Regions from separate parts of the Homo sapiens genome. Here region 2 is linked to region 1. Evidence: read pairs that join two places in POLR2A ChIA-PET (ENCODE). Cell type or tissue: GM12878. All regions are shown on one strand.

Region 1 (2,500 bases):
AGCTTCTAAATCCCTTGGGGTTTCCTAAGCGATAGAGCATCTTTTGCTTTAATGAGGCGACTCTTGGGCTCCTGGATAACTTCAGAATGGGAGTTGGTCAGAATGGGACTTGGTCACTAGAAAGACCATGTGATGGATAGCAGCTCAGAATTTTCAGCCCTACTCCCCACATCCACCCAATCCACCAGGAGGGGAGAGAGGCTGGAGATTGAGTTAATAAGCAATCATGCCTGTGTGATGAATCATCCCTAAAAATCCCTGAAAGATGGGGTTTGGAGAGCTCCCGGGTTGGTGAACAAGTGGAGGTGCCTGGAGAGGGCATGAAAGCTCCCCACCCCTTCCCACATACCTTGCCCTATGTACCTCTTTGTCTGGCTGTTCATTTGTATTTGTATTCTTTATAATAAGCCAGTAAATTTAAGTAGAGTGTTTCCCTGAGTTTTGTGAGCCATTATAGCAAATTATCAAACCTGAAAAAAGGGGGTTATGGGAACCTCCAGTATGTAGCTGATCAGTCAGAAGTATGGAAGGCCTAGACTTTTGATTGGCATCTGAAATGGGAGCAGTCTTGGATTGAAGCCTTAACCTGTGTGATCTGCCCTTACTCCAGGTAGTTAGTTTAGAATTGAATTGTGGGACACCTGGTTGGTTTCTGAAGAGTTAGAGTATTGGTTAGTGTGGGAAAATCCCTCACACACGTGATGTAAAAATTGTCATGAGTATGCAGAAAAAAGTTTTTCCCCTTTAGTGGCAGTTTCCAGAGTTTGTAAATATCTCTGCTTCCCAATCTTTTGTGCCTCCTGTCTGTCTGGTACTCCACCTCTGTAGTAATGGCAGCAGCAGCAATTCTAGTAGTAGTCACAGTGGTGTTTCTCTAGTAGAAGCTGTAATAGTAGTAGGAAGAAGAGGTGTAGGAGTAGTATCAGTATCATAATTTCCCATTCCTAGTTTCAGAAGAGATTGAAAGGCTAAGTGACATGCCTGAGGTCACATAGTTAATAAGTAAACGGCAAAGCTATCGTTCTGACTGGGAGCTCTCTTACTTCAGAGCTCACCACTAGACTGTGGGTAGTTTTCAATCCAGTCACACTAAATGCCAGTTATTTCCTTACATGATTACCTCTCCCACAAGATTCAGAACTTCTTGAGGAAAAGGACATATCCAACTGACCTTTGTATCTGTAGAGCCTAGCTCCAAGGCTGGGCGTATCCATCAGTTTTAGACATTGAAATCAGGGTTTCTTAACCTTGGCACCATTGACATTTTGGGCCAGATAATTCTTTGTTGTGGGGCTGTCCCATTGTGCATGACAGGATGTGTGGCACCATCCCTGACTTCTACCCACTAGTTGCCAGTAGCACATATCCCCACCCGCAGCCAGATAAACCAAAAATATCTCCATGCATTGCCAGCTATCTGCTGGGAGACAAAATGTCCCTGATTAAGAACCACTGATTTAAATTAAATGAAGGCCAAGGAGCCTTGAGTAGTGTTCATATCCGAAAAGGGCATTTTCAGAATTGTTCAGGCTGCTGGATCTCTCAAAGATGATGATGTATTTTCCAGGCCTCATGTGTCTGGAGCACAGGTTGCCTGTGGTGGTGGCTGCAATGATCTCAGTGTGCCAGGCCTTCACGGGGAATACCAGAGAGGGTCCCTCTGGAGCAGCTCTTACTGGGTCATGGAGACCATCTGTCTGGCATGGTACCACCTGGCAAAATCTCTTTGCCTTAACCAAAAATATGCTTTTGTAAATTTCCTGGCAAAGCAGGGGCTGCATTCTGTTTCCTGATTTCTCTCTTTTATTTCCAGATGTGTCACTGGTGACACATAGAGCCCAATGAGAACTCTGTTGGAAACTCAAGTTTCTCATTCTTCGCCAGCTCCGTTGTCATGATTTTCCCACCGTCTAAGCCAGTGTAGGTTACGTTACCCACGTGCTGGTTAGTGCTTGGATGTCAGTTTTCCTTTTTAAATTCTAGATCTGTAGCATGCTTTAGGGAGGAAACTTTATGGCTTATTACACAAATGGAGTTAACCCTTCCCTGCTTTGCAGTGTTTTTGTTAGTGACAGAGACATGAATTCAAGATCTGCCATTTATTATTTGTTTCATTTTGGACAACATGCTTAGCTTCTTTGATCCTTGATTTGTTTACCTTCAAAACAGAGTAACCTACCTGTCCTGTCTACCTCCATGGGATTATTATTAAAACACAATAAGATAATCTGCTCAAAAGGCTTAAACTCCCTAGTATGATTTACTATCAGTATACCTTTTGCACCCAAGAAAACTCTACAGTATCATTGTTCATGGGCACCAAATTGTAAGTTCAGTTAAGGCAGACTTTGTGTCTTTTTCTGCCAGTTTCTAGGACCTAGAAGGTATTCAGTAAATATATGGTGAATGACAGTATGAAAAAAATTGGGAAGTCAGATTCTGTGGTTCATTGTACCAGTGGGGGCTGGAGGGAGGTAAGTGAATGGTTTGTGTGGCTTTG
Region 2 (2,500 bases), 78 kb before region 1:
AATCTTTACAGCAGTCTGTGGGACAGATATTATCTCTTTTTATATTACCAGATGAGGAAACTGAAGCTCAAAAAAGTTAAATAACTTACTCGTGGTCTCATACTATGTAAGCAAACCCATGTCAAGAGCCACACCATTAGCTCTGTTCCCTCATCTGCTACCTTATGGGAACCTGTGCACTTTCAGTGTGGGAATCCAGAAGTGGTCTCTGCCACCAAGAAATTACAGTCTAGTTAAAGAATAAAGATACAGAGCAACCAAGCAGTAAGAGCAGAACAAGAAAATAGATGAAAATAAGAGCTAAAGCGTATGTAGTGCTTGTTAATACATCTGGTACTTTTCTAAGCATTTTACCCATGATAATTCATTTATTTCTCACAGCTACCCTATAATTATTGTATTTTTCTTTTCTTTTCTTTTTTTTGAGAGGGTCTTGCTCTGTCACCCAGGTTGGAGTACAGTAGCACAGTCTTGGCTCATTGGAACCTTTGCCTCCCAGGCTTGAGCGGCTCTCCCACCCCAGCCTCCTGAGTAACTGGGACTACAGGCACACACCACCATGCCCAGATAATTTGTGTATTTTTTTGTAGAGATGAGGTTTTACCATGTTGCCCAGGCTGGTCTCAAACTCCTGAGTTCAAGTGATCCACCCACCTCGGCCTCCCAGAGTGCTGGGATTACAGGTGTGAGCCACTGTGCCCAGCCTAATTATTGTCTTTTACAGATGAGGAAACAGGCACAGAGACTTTAAGCAACTTGCCCAAGGTCACTCAGCTAATAAGTGGCAAGGCTGGGATTTGAACTTTGGCATTTCACATCCAGAGTACGGGCTTATCACCATTTTGCTCTACTGCCTCTTTCAGCGTTTGCTTTGCAGGCTTTGCATAAACTAGTTTAGGGAAGAAATTTGTGGGTGATGGCTTCGGGAGGATCTGAGGCTGTGAACAATGGTCAGTAGCTTCATTGTTTCATTTAAGAAATACTGAGTGTCTCCTGTGTGAGAGGCACTTTGCTGGGCGCTGGAGATGCCAAGGTGAATGAGTGGGATAAGGGCCCTGGGGTAGGCTTCTGGGAACTTAGAGTCTAGTGTAGAGAGGCAGAAAATAGACACACACAAAGTAATTTTGTTTTCTGGAAAATGCTACGAAGGAAAAACACAGATGAACAGATTTGGCATAGCGAGTGTGGGCCTCTCTTGGGAGTTTTTGTTTGACCTGAATGATGAGATAGGAAGGAGGAGCAACAGATTCACTGTGGGGGAGGAAAGCACCTCATGAGATCAGCAAAGGAGGTCAGCTGGGCCAGGAGGGTATGAGCAAGGCACAGAGGCGTAGGAGGGGGTTTGGCGAAGTGGGCAAAGGCTGCTGCATGCAGCCTTGAGGCCAGGGGCAGGAGTTTGAGTTTTATTCCAAGATCAGTGGGAAATGGTTGATGGGCTTTAAACATGGGTGTGACACAGTATGTTTTATGACCTTAAAAAAATCATTCTGGCATATGTGCTAGGTAGATAGTAAATATTTGTATAGCAACAACAAACTTCATACTGTTTTTTTTTTATTATTATACTTTAAGTTTTAGGGTACATGTGCACAACGTGCAGGTTTGTTACATACTGTAATGTTAAAGGGAAGAAAAGTTAGAAGACTAATGAACAGTCTTATAAATACATTTGTTTAAAGAAACTATCAGTATGGAAAAAAAGACTGGCCATATACACACAAGAAAACATTAATACTGGTACACTGTTCATGGTTGGAAGAGTTTGCTACTGTTTTAGCACAATGCTCATGCTTTTATTACTTAGTAATTTTCCATTCAAAGCTTGTAGTCATAGCTAACCTTTCTGGTTGACAACACTTCATTATTGAGCAAGGGATTTTTTTTTTTTCTTTTTGGGCTTATTTTCCTAAAAAGCAACATGCTAGGGACTTCACAGGCAGAATTTTATCTCTGCCCTTTAGTGACACAGTGTAACAGCATGCTGTTTTACTGTATCTGTGTGGCAGTATGAGGAAACCAAGACTCAGAGGACTTAAGTAGCATCCCCAAAGCTACACAATAGTAGGTTGTAGAGCCCAGATTCTCACCTAGTCCAGTCTGCCTCCAGCTCCTGGGATCTAACTATTGCCTCTCACTGCCTGCTTTTAAAGGGCACTCATTTCTTCCCACTTGCCAGGGCTACAGGCTGGCAGACCACTGGCTGAATCTGGTCCCCAATCAGGTTTAGTTTGACCTACCATGTGCTTGGAAAAAAAAAATAAACAATTTTAAATTAGTTTCCAATATTTAAAAATTGAGAAATTTTATCTGAAAATTCAGATTATTTATTTTCCTGAATAAATAATGAAAGAACTTGGCAATACAGGGTCCACACTTCCATGCAGAAGGGAACGGCTGGAGCTGAATAGGGGCTGCCTTCTTTAGAAGGGGTCGGCATTCTTCATTTTGCAGCAGTCCTCACCCAGCCTGCTACACTCATTTCCTTTTTCAGCCCTACCCC

Evidence for each region. ChIA-PET counts read pairs that join two places held together with the same protein. Peaks named below come from ENCODE experiments on the same cell type or tissue, not always from the same donor. Only the 100,000 strongest peaks of a DNase experiment are listed, where the experiment ranks them.
Region 2: POLR2A ChIA-PET joins it to region 1 with 10 read pairs; 3 of 35 experiments call an interaction of 5 or more read pairs at or near these places.

The regions. Positions count from the first base shown.
Region 1 is chr1:59,431,868-59,434,367 of GRCh38, forward strand. All of the region lies in intron 5 of FGGY (FGGY carbohydrate kinase domain containing), which reads left to right. Among named protein-coding and RNA genes, the nearest start is that of FGGY, 140 kb to the left of the region's middle. In GM12878, no CTCF peak of the experiment used is centred here; a DNase peak (open chromatin) is centred at 984; H3K27ac peaks cover 542 bases.
Region 2 is chr1:59,353,674-59,356,173 of GRCh38, forward strand. All of the region lies in intron 4 of FGGY (FGGY carbohydrate kinase domain containing), which reads left to right. Among named protein-coding and RNA genes, the nearest start is that of FGGY, 58 kb to the left of the region's middle. In GM12878, no CTCF peak of the experiment used is centred here; DNase peaks (open chromatin) are centred at 1,248 and 1,909; H3K27ac peaks cover 931 bases.